Regions from separate parts of the Homo sapiens genome. Here region 2 is linked to region 1. The links are chromatin contacts, found by Hi-C or POLR2A ChIA-PET in ENCODE. All regions are on one chromosome and are shown on one strand. The core of a region is the stretch at or near the end of the contact, and the rest is flanking DNA. Distances in the headings are between cores, read along the strand shown.

Region 1 (5,623 bases), core at 602-3,101:
TCTTTTAAAATACTTGTTCTGAAAGAGATGGTACCCTCCCCCACCTCCGCCCAAGAGGCAGTTCTGGAAATGTGAGCATGTTAGGGGTGCCACTGATGGGCGGCCACTACTGAGATTTAACCTGTTGGAGCATGCGTGATACACAAGCCCTGCAGCTTACAGCCCTCACAACAAAGAGCTGACTCATCAACACAACTTTCAATTGCCCCGCCCAATATTCATATAGATGGGAACTCAGTTTACAATAACAAATCTATGATCTCATTTCATTTTATATATAAACACACAGAATTTTCAGCCCAGTTTTAATATGCTTTGGATTTTTCAAGAATGCAATGAGAGAATTCTATAAATGGAAGGAAGCCTATATACTGAGTGATTATGAGCAAGAAAGCCAGAGCCAGGCTGCTTTCATTTTAATCCCAGCTCTGCCATTATTAGCACATAACCAGGATGACTAGCACATAACCTGGGTAACTCCCTCATATGCAAAACGGGACTAACAGCAGTACTCACCTCATAGATTTATTAGAAAGGTATTAGAACAATGCCAGGCACACAGCAAGCACTATATGAGTGAAGCCATTACAGACTAGGTATGCCTAGAACTTTATCTAAAGAATTGGCCACATTTTAGAAAATCATACTGCTGACATCGACCCCTTTCCTGGTATTGAACTGCCAATGCAGCAGGTCTGAATTGGTAACTACCACATTCATGGTGATTTTTCACATATTTATATTTATACACACACATACAAAGTATGTGCCCTGCTTAGTAGTTTAATTACATCTTGTAATATAACCATGCTAGAATATGTACATATGAAAATAATTATTTCATTATAAAATATCTTATCTGTTTCAGTTAGAACGTCACTGATGGGTATGTTTTAGAGGCTAGTTATATTACCTGCTAGTTTCATTTCAGAATAGTAAATGGAGTGATGTTTTTATGAGTGAAGGTAAGCTTCATCATCCATGATTTTCATTTGAAGATTGAAAAGTGATGCTATAAAATATTATAATAGGGGTAGGTGTTGAGTTGTGTCTGGGAGAGTTTTAACAATCACTCTTGTAAAGTATCCTGTCAAGGAGTTCAAGATCAGCCTGGCCAACATGGTGAAACTCCATCTCTACTAAAAATACAAAAATTAGCCAGGTGTGGTGGCGGGCACCTGTAATCCCAGCTACTTGGGAGGCTGAGGCAGGAGAATTGCCTGAACCTGGGAGGCAGAGGCTGCAGTGAGTTGAGATTGTACCACTGCACTCTAGCCTGGGTGACAGAGTGAGAATCTGTCTCAGAAAAAAAAAAAAATTTTTTTTAAAGAAATAAAAATAAAGAATCCTGTCAAAAAGCATCATCAAGCAACTTCATATGTGAACACACGTCCACAATTAAACCTGGATTACTACTGAGGCAAGCAGTTTCCATTAATTTCTAAGAAATCCATATTAAACTATTATTTATGTATGTCCATAGTAGAGGTTTACAAAGGTTTTTTTTTTTTAGCAGCAATATATTTTTCAAACACAATTCAGGAGAAAACCTCAAATAAAAAGAAAGATGAAGCTGTGGAGGGTGACTGCAAGTAGAGGAGCCAGGAACTTCTCTCGCGGGTCCTGGGACTCCAGGGAACAAAGGCTGAAAAGCACCAATCTGGTTGGCCACTGCCTATAATGAAGACTGACTGCCGAATATTCACTTAAAGGATGGCTGTTCAATTCACAAGTGGCATTTTCCCCACAGAAAAAGAGCTCACCAGCCAGCTAAGGCCTCCAGAGTGATTTAACTCATCATCCAGTGGAACTACAGCTCTTAGAGTTCTCCCCACAATCTGGGGAGTAAGAGGAGATGTTGCCACCCACTTCCTGGGCATAAAGCCAGCTCAAGACAAGAGTAAAACAGGCAGGGCTGGCTCGCCCCTCGTACACAGCTCCCTCCTCATCACCAGTGCCCTACACGAGACCTCCCCAGCCCACACCCCACCCTCCTAGTGTGTTGAACACCCTGTGGTCACACACTGCAAGCCTCTTCTCTCCATCTGCCAAACACCCTTGGGTCTCCATGTCTCCATGAAATACCAGATCTTTTTCTTTTTGTTTTTTTTTTGAGACAGAGTCTCCTTCTGTCACCCAGGCTGGAGTGCAGTGGCCTGATCTTGGCTCACTACAACCTCCGCCTCCAGGGTTCAAGTGATTCTCCTGCCTCAGCCTCCCGAGTAGCTGGGACTACAGGTGCCCACCACCATGCGAAGCTGATTTTTAGTAGAGACAGGGTTTCACCATGTTGGCCAGGCTGGTCTTGAACTCCTGACCCCAGGTAATCCACCCACCTTGGCCCCCCAAAGTTCTGGAATTACAGGCATGAGCCACTGCGCCAGGCCGAAATACCAGATCTTCATGGCAGTTGTCTTAGAGGTAGAGAAGAAAACAGCCAGACTGAGCCGGGTGTGGTGGCTCATGCCTGTAATCCCAGCACTTTGGGAGGCTGAGGCCGGCAGATCAGTTGAGGTTGGGAGTTTGAGACCAGCCTGGCCAACGTAGTGAAACCCCGTCTCCACTAAAAATACAAAAATTAGCCAGGCATGGTGGCGGGCACCTATAATCCCAGCTACATGGGAGGCTGAGGCAGGAGAATCGCTTGAACCTGGAAGGTGGAGGTTGCAGTGAGCTGAGATTGCGCCACTGCACTCCAGCCTGGGTGACAGATTGAGACTCCATCTCAAAAACAAACAAACAAACAAAAAAAACCAGCCTGACTGAATTCAGTCACAGTAATTATACATGAGTGGTTGCTAGTTCCTTTAACCACACCAGAAGCATTTTAAAGGGAAGATGTTTCCTAACTCCAGTGATTTTCATGGGCTGAATTCCAGGCAGTTCAGCAAACTCAACAATTCCGGTGGTATGAGAAAGGGCATTTTGGAGTAGGAGATTTCGGCTCTGCCTAGGAAGATACCTCAGAAAATTCCCCTCGTGCAATTTCACTTTGCATATGCTTCTCCTGTTCTTCCATTTCTAATCCATAAAATCCCAAAATGCTTGGGAGGGTTTATTTTGATTTTTTTTAACAATACTGCCCTGCTGGCAACAGCCACGATAGTCACTTGCTCATCTGAAAATGCCTTGCACTTTCTTTTTCACTAGCTTCGTGTATGACGCAAAACAGAAATATTTCAATTACAGGTGACTAAGAGTAAGAAAAATATACAACTATATTTAAAATACTTAAATTAACAAGATAGTACTTTTCCATTCTAACAAAATATCATACATTCAGTTTAAACAAGAGTTAATATCCAGACACACGTTTTCAAAATACCTGATGCTAGTTGAAAATTAGTGACCATGAGGCTTTCCAAGATATTTCTAATTAGCAAACTGTGTACAATTTTGAAGAAGTGTACACACCGTGCTGGAAGACAGACACTGAACAGGTCAAAATGCAAACTCATGTATCTTTCATCAACCTAAATCTTGTTGCTTCACTTTTCTAAATGATACTTTGGCTGTCAGCGAATCTTATAGCTTCTTTTCCCTTAAAGACAATAATATATAACAACACCACCCCACACAAATAACCATAAACTTCTTTGTGTGAAATAAGCCCTATCAAAATGTGTTCATGTATTTCTGTACCAACTGATCTATACTGAGACTGTCATGAAAAAGGTATCAAACAAGTGTAACAGGCCTACACTTAAACCTCTGCCTCAAAGGAGAAATCAGATACTTGCCACGTTATTGCAAAGTCAAAGCTGCTACACTTAAAATATGGTAGATAGTTTAGAAAAATCAAATCAAAAATGTTTTCTCACTGGCTTTTTCAGATAAAGAAGTTGGACCACAAACCAACACATCTGTGTGAAAACAGCCACCAATTTGAGTCCCCCCAGCCCCTCAAAAAGGAACAATGCCACCAGTCCCTCACAATGACCATAACGTCTCTGGCCAGGACTGCGATTTCTAGCGCGTGTCTTCACATTCTATCTCTGGGGAAGCAAGACAAACAGGCTCTACCCATTTCCCTCCTTTTGTCTCCACAAGCCAGCACCTAAGATCCTCTGAATTTGTTCCCATCCAATCCTGCAAACTTCCAAGAAGGGCAGTAGATAACTTTTCAAAAGAAAAAGAAATTGCATAAGGTCCCTACATAATACTGAGGCTGAAACGAGAAGAGGCTGTCCACTGTAAAAGCAAGGCACTTGGGGCAGGAGCCAGGCAGGTGGCCTGAGCAGGGTCCCTCTCAGTGAGTCAACAGTTTGAGGCGCGTAAACCAGCTGACCAGGAGGGACGGTTCTGTGGACGAGGACTTCGTAGCTGAGGAGCCAGATTTCTTTTTGGTCCCTTCCTCCTGGAATGGAATCGTGGCGCTGCTGTGGAGATCTGAGTTGATGTAGCACCTGCTTCCTCGGATGTAGTCCGCACCCCGGACCAGATGCCGCTCGGTCGTGGGTCTGGAGAACCGGTATGGGGGAGAGGAGCTCTCTTCAATGATCGGAGGAATCCGCTCGTTACTGAAATACCGGCAAAGGGCATCCTCCCCTGTTTCCAGACAAAGTCCATTAAGTCACAATCCCAGCCGGGCGTGGTGGCTCACACCTGTAATCTCCGCACTTTGGGAGGTCGAGGTGGGTGGATCACGAGGTCAAGAGATCTAGACCATCCTGGCCAACATGGTGAAACCCCGTCTCTACTGAAAATACAAAAATTAGCTGGCGTGGTGGCGGGCGCCTGTAGTCCCAGCTACTCAGAGAAACGTTTGAACCCGAGAGGCGGAGGTTGCAGTGAGCCAAGATCGCGCCACTGCACTCCAGGCTGTTGACAGAGCGAGACTCTGTCCCCTCCAGGAAAAAAAAAAAAAAATCACAATCCCCTACACAGTGCTCTTTGGAGGGCCCTCGGCCTGCCCAGACTTCTGCCACCACCCTGAATGTGGGCACCATACCTTTACTGCTCTCCTCCCTGGATTGGCCACAAGGTCCCACCTGTGGCTGGGCCCACCAATGGGTGCTCTGGAAGCAGAAATGGGAAGGGTCCCTCATACTTTAGGCTGCTTTAGCGCCTGAGAGGTAGCACACGGGTCTCCTTTAGTGGGTGGGGACCATAGAGTGTAGTGTCCCCGCGATGGCTGAACAGAACTGTTTATGCATTGTTTAATGCAGGGCATTCAAGCTGGGCATTCAGGAACATTCCCGAACAAGGAAAAGAGTGATCCTGCCCTAACTGCCAGCAGACCCCCTGGGATGTGGCTGGAATGTTAAGAAACTGAATAGAAACTTAAAATACAGTACACTTTGGTAACATGTAGCATCCTTGTGAAGCGGAAATTCTACACCCCAAAATGTGCAAAGATCTATGGACTCACGGATGCTTACTGAAACATTTATTTTTATGCTTATTTTTATTTTTTGAGACAGGGTCTCACTGTCATTCAGGCTGGAGTACAGTGGTGCCATCTCAGCTAGTTGCAGCCTCCATCTCCCAGGCTCAAGCGATCCTCCCACCTCAGCCTCCCAAGTAGCTGGGACTACAGGTGCGCACAACCACACCCAGCCGGTCTCGAAATCCTGAGACCAAGCAATCCACCTGCCTCAGCATCCCAAAGTGTTGGGATTAG
Region 2 (5,792 bases), core at 1,069-3,568, 45 kb after region 1:
CAGAGGTATACCAGTGCGCATAAGCACTCTAGGCCCATAGATTCATGACAGGTACTTCATTTAACCCCAAGTCTAGGTAGCATCATTTAACACATGCATCAATTCCAACTCTGTTCATTTCTCAACCTCCTTCAACCTTCAAAACACAGCTGCCCATGCCTTGGTGTTCAGTAAACTAGGGCCTCACTGACTTGGCAAAGAACACAGGTTACAGTCATACTTATCTTTTTTTTTTTTTTTTTTTTGAGATGGTGTCTCACTCTGTCGCCCAGGCTGGAGCGCAGTGGCATGATCTCGGCTCACTGCAAGCTCCACCTCCTGGGTTCACGCCATTCTCCTGCCTCAGCCTCCCAAGTAGCTGGGACTACAGGCACCCGCTACCACACCCAGCTAATTTTTTGTATTTTTAGTAAAGACAGTGTTTCACCATGTTAGCCAGGATGGTCTCGATATCCTGACCTTGTGATCCGCCTGCCTCGGCCTCCCAAAGTGCTGAGATTACAGGCGTGATGGGATTACAGGTGTAAGCCATTGCACCCGGCCACAGTCATACTTATCCTTATTGGTTATTCTTACTGGTTATTCTCAATCACACCCTCTCGACCAGTACTGGCCAACAGAACTCTATGCACAGATGAAAATGTTCTTTATCTGTGCTGTCCAATATCGTAGCCACTAGCCACATGGAGCTTCTGAGTACTTGAAGTGTTGCTAGTACAACCGAGGAACTGAATTTTTTTTTTATTTTAGTTGATTTTCATTTAGACAGTCACATTGGGTAACAGCTATCCTACTGAAAAGAGCAGCTCTATAATCGGTCTCAGGTACCCTCTACCCAGAGAGAGGAAGAAAAATTGGGTACAGATTCTAATTCAATCTGGGAAAGTGGTCCTGGTCTCATCATATAATACAAATCACTCTCCTAAGCCACGACTGCCAGCCAAAGTCAATGTTCACAAAAGATGGTTTCTCTCATTGCTCTCTAACCATGACCAGCTAATTTGTGAGCCACTGCTCACCAGTTTTGGAATCTTCATTAATAGCTGTTTCCTATTTTAGGTTCCTGCCCATCTATCTGCCCCTCTCCTTACATTGATACTTTCCAGTGGTTTTGTTTCTCCCCTCCCCCTTCCTTACTTTTAATTATATTCATTTCCTGTCTATCATAAAATCAACATCCACTAAACTAAGTTTACATAGAAACCTCTTTTATAACACCAAGGCCAACTGCATTTACACATTAACTGCCCTGGAGATGTTCTGTTCAAAGCATCACCAATTTATATATCCAAAGATCTATATGCTATAAATGGATTAAAAAGACAGTATAATTAGTATATGAATTATAATAAGAATATTCAAAAAGGAGATTATATCCAGACTAAAGACATTTTAGTAAAACTCACTAAAATAATCCACACTCTTTTGTGAACCCCTAAGTGACCCCCCCTGTCCAATGTAGTCACTGGCACAGAGCAGGTCCAGAATGAGTCTGAGGTCAAAGCTTGGTCTACAAAGGAAATTAGAAGGAAATTGTAGGAGATAAAACACAGCTTTAGGTTCTGGCATTTGTCCAGCTTTGTTCATTTTAGCCTAATGCTCTAAGAGGTAGAGAAGAGGAAAAAGCAAAGAGAATGCCCAGAGGCAGCTGTTACGTTTATCATCCCACTTGATGCATGTGATGCGTCTCTAGCTGACCCTTCCTGCCTCTCTTACTTTGGATTTCCAAGTAAATTTACCTGTCCTCAAAGTATTACTGCAAAGTGAAAGAGACAATTTGCAAAACATCAAGCAGAAAAGACGGAAAAGCCATGTTCCCAGAAAGTATAATAAAAGTAAACTCAAACACGTTTGTACAAAAAAAAAAAAAAAAGAAAATACAGTTTCGGTAATAAACAGGATGCTTAGATGTCTGGGCAGTGCAAAACACACAATAGTACACAGCCACATCTAAGGTGAGCGTTACTGTACAGATGGGAAAAACAGACATCACCATTTCCCCAGAGGTCACAGAGGGAGTAGCATGTAGCAGAGCCAGGATTAGAATGCAAATTCCTGCTTCCCAGACCCGTGCTCAGACTACTTGGCCATAGCGTCTCCCAGGCGGCAGCTCATTTATCAACTACAAATAATTTCCCCATTACTTTCCTAAACAAGAGCAGCACATCTCAGAGCAGAAGACAAGGCTCTGTCCATTTTAAGAAGAAGAATACACACAATGCAGCAAGTGTTATATAATCAACAGTACGCAGACCAGCGACGGCAAAATCATCAGCAGCACATTCTTTCCCACCATTCTCAGTGATGTAATTGTATATACCCCTGGCTGGGGTTCAGGGCATTACTAACCCAGCCTGAATGCTGTCGAGTTTGTCCAAATCCTGACAGTTAAGTAAACTGCATCTTTAGCCTGGCACCGGGACAGGCAGACTTGAATCCCACCCACACTAACCAATTTATAAACAAAATGTCCTTACAGGTGTTTTTGGCCCACACCTAACGAAGCTACCCATGTGATTCTAGTGTCAGGACCCAGCAGGATTTTACTCATTCATGTTAAAGCCAAAACCCATCATCTACAAAATGTAATGAAGGCCACATTTTTTTCCCATTTTATAGGTCATGTCAAGTGCAAATATCAGTTATTTAAATATCACAAATATCTGTGAAACTCAACCGCTTTTTATAGTAACAAAATCAGACATGAAAATCAGAACCTATTTCTCACTTCAATTTAGAAGATGACATTTTCTTTTCTTTTTTGAGACAGGTTCTCACTCTGTCACCCAGGCTAGAGTGCAGTGGTGCGATCTCTGCTCACTGCAGCCTCCACCTCCCAGGCTCAGGTGATTCTCTGACCTCAGCCTCCTGAATATCTGCGACTATAGGTGCGTGCTAGCCACACCTGGCTAACTTTTGGTATTTCTAATAGAGACAGGGTTTTGCTACGTTGCCCAGGCTGGTCTCAAACTCCTGGACTCAAGCAATCCACCCGCCTCGGCCTCCCAGAGTGCTGGGATTATAGGCATGAGCCACTGCGCCTCGCCAGAAGGTGACATTTTCATTCAGGAGTATTTCCATCATTTTTTCCTTATAAAAGAAAATTAGACTAATACAGAGATTTTCTGAAAAAGACAAACTCTTTCTGTAAAGGACAAGTTAATAAATATTTTAGGCTTTGGGGGAACCATGTGGTCCCGTTACAACCACTCAATTCTGTCACTGTCGCAAGAAAGCAGTCACAAACACGTAAGTGAATGGACATGGTTGTGTTCCTATAAAACTTTATTTACAAAAATAGATAGTGGGCCAGATTTAACTCGCAGGCCATAGTTTGCCAACCTTTAATGTAGAAAATAACTTATTTTTCCCCTTCCTATAGTATCTTCAGCTCATGTTTTATTTTGATGGAGCATTAAGGAAAGAGTGATATGCTAAATCACAAACAATGACGGCTTAAGAGAGCAAGGCTCTAAAGAACGTCATCACGGTACAGACCGTCTTTTCCTGAACTAACCAGTGCACAGAGAAGGTCCACAGCCTCCAACACAAGCTCCTGGTGTCCAATCCGTGTGACCCCCAGCTCCTCCAGGTCCTGATGGGAAATCTGCAGCAGCTGCTCGCCGTTGATCTTCTCTCGTTCAAACTTGTGGACATATTGTTGCAGGCAGTCATCCAACCCTGCCAAAAACAATCAGAAGTCCCATTATTGCCATTTTGTTCCTTTACCCACCCCCTGCAAACTGCCCACATGTCACATCAATCTCAGCAATCAACAATTATGATGCCACTATCTGGTTATCTATGTGAGGCCTATTGCACCTGATGGGCACTTTTGCATGACATGTCAAACAGGTTTTCAAGGGCAGCTTAACATTCTCAAGTGATCCAACAGAATTTTATGATAGTTACCTTCTCATTCCCTGTAAACTAAAGGAATAAACACCAAACCCCTGTTGACTTAAAATGCTAATTATCTAGACCAGACATGCTGTCTGTTTGCTAAGCAACCCTTCTTTTGGGACATCATCCCTCCCATCCCACGTAATCCCAGGGAGCTTGCCAGTCAAGACGCCTTGCCACAGTGGGTGGCACATGGCCAGGTCTCCCGTAGTGCTCTATACACCAGCCAGTCACAGGTTTAGGGATGGACATGTGACTCAAGCAGAACCAATCAGAATCTTCCTTGATATTTGATATATGGACACAAGAACTGAGAAGCTCTTTCTTACTTTCCAATCAGAAGTCAAAAGATAAACCTTGGCAATGCTGGCAGTCATTTTTCTCATCAGTTTTCTGAGAATAAATCCATTTGAGAAAGAGAGAGAGAAAATGCCCCCAATAATATCCTATATGCCCCTGGATCTAACCTTGCTTAATAAAGATACTTCTAGCCCTAGAATATTTCACTTAAGTTTAAATAAGTTTTCTTTTTAGATTAAGCTTGTTTGTGTCGAATCTCTGTCCCTTGCAACTGAAAAAGTTCTTATAAATACAGACTATAAAGGAGACAGGTATCAGCAGTGGTACCACATAGAAAGGCATGGTAAATGGGTTCGCTTACGGGAATTTTTCCAGGTCAAACACTATGGCCAAAAGTGCCGTATTTTAATGCTTGTATATAATGACTAAAACGAGTAAGCCAAATAGAACTTGAGAATTCTTATTCCTGTACAGAGAACTTGTTTTAATAATTTTACTGGAATAACATTTTACCCTGAATCAATTGATCTATTGAAGCCTAATAATAAAAGTCACCTTAGTGTTTTAAAAGACTTAGTGATTTAAAAGTGTTTTAAAAGTTATATAAACTCAATCCTAACACAAAGAGTGAACACTCAATTTAACGGGAAAAGTATGTAGAAAGCATGCTGCTGCCCCTCCCCACCAAACGCGCACACACACACACGCACACACGCATACATGCACACACACGCGCACACTCGTGCACACACGCACACGCACAGATGCACACACACATTTATTTCATTTAATCCTCACAAAACCTGTGTCAGTGGGTATTTCTCTGAGCTAGAAAAGGCCCAGCACTTACTTTTTGTAATACTAAAGTCTATGGATATTATAATCTGATGTGTGAGGCTAAACTACATCTCTGCCCTGCAAATGTTCACCATTTGCCTCCTAATAAGATACAGGAAGAAGAGTAGTTTTCTGATAACCATTTGGGGCTATTAAATATAGGAAGAGGAAGTAATAAAAAAAACTATGGTAACCATTTGGAACCCAACTCATCCTCCCTGAAATGACATCTGTCTAGCCCAGGGGCTAGACATTACGCAGCAAGTGAGGCTGGGGATACTGATATAAACCCAGCTCCGCTCTGACAGCCTTGAGCTACAGGTGGCCTTCGTGGCACGCGAGTCAGGCAGGCAGTGGAGGCCAGGCAAGTCGACAGGTGTTGAGACCAACACCCTACCTGGGCTGCAAATGCAACCTCAGCACCAGGACACTCAGAGTCAATCGTCTGCGGGGGAGGCAGTATCTATCTGTAGCAGGCAACCATGACAAGGGACAAGATTGAAGGACAGCCTCCTAACTATTTTGTTGATGAAAGAATTAAGGCTCACGGAGGATACATAACCTGTCCACAGTCATACAGCTGGTCAGATGCCAAGAGAAGGGCTGATGCACCCATCATCAAGGGTCTGTTGGACACAGCCTCGCTCTTCTGCATTTTCTCGCAAACACGAGATTATAACCCAGGATTATAAAAATTCTTCTCCAACAACTTCTTAAATCAACAGTAAGGTCTAACAACAAGACAGTTATTA

Evidence for each region. Hi-C counts contacts between places; a loop is a spot of excess contacts on that map. ChIA-PET counts read pairs that join two places held with the same protein, here RNA polymerase II (POLR2A). Pooled maps may share reads with other maps.
Region 2: a map with no recorded cell type shows a loop between it and region 1 (7-fold over the local background). The contact joins two enhancer-like sites. A Hi-C loop is called at or near these places in 11 of 168 maps with a recorded cell type or tissue (HepG2, IMR-90, PC-3 and 8 more), 1 of 37 single-sample maps with no recorded cell type and 15 of 50 pooled maps. POLR2A ChIA-PET finds 5 or more read pairs at or near these places in 5 of 52 experiments (A549, AG04450, BJ and 2 more).

Annotation. Positions count from the first base shown.
Region 1 is chr6:154,402,105-154,407,727 of GRCh38, forward strand. CNKSR3 (CNKSR family member 3) reads right to left here. Exons shown (of 13, transcript NM_173515.4): 13 at 1-4,548. The coding sequence ends at 4,250. Among named protein-coding and RNA genes, the nearest start is that of IPCEF1, 48 kb to the left of the region's middle. Within about 2 kb of position 1,852, at least 6 of the 41 ENCODE cell types and tissues checked have a DNase peak (open chromatin) inside an H3K27ac peak, as active enhancers do; they include ascending aorta, where a contact is called at or near this core.
Region 2 is chr6:154,446,578-154,452,369 of GRCh38, forward strand. It overlaps CNKSR3 (CNKSR family member 3), which reads right to left. Exons shown (of 13, transcript NM_173515.4): 2 at 3,518-3,681. Among named protein-coding and RNA genes, the nearest start is that of CNKSR3, 61 kb to the right of the region's middle. Within about 2 kb of position 2,319, at least 8 of the 41 ENCODE cell types and tissues checked have a DNase peak (open chromatin) inside an H3K27ac peak, as active enhancers do; they include ascending aorta, where a contact is called at or near this core.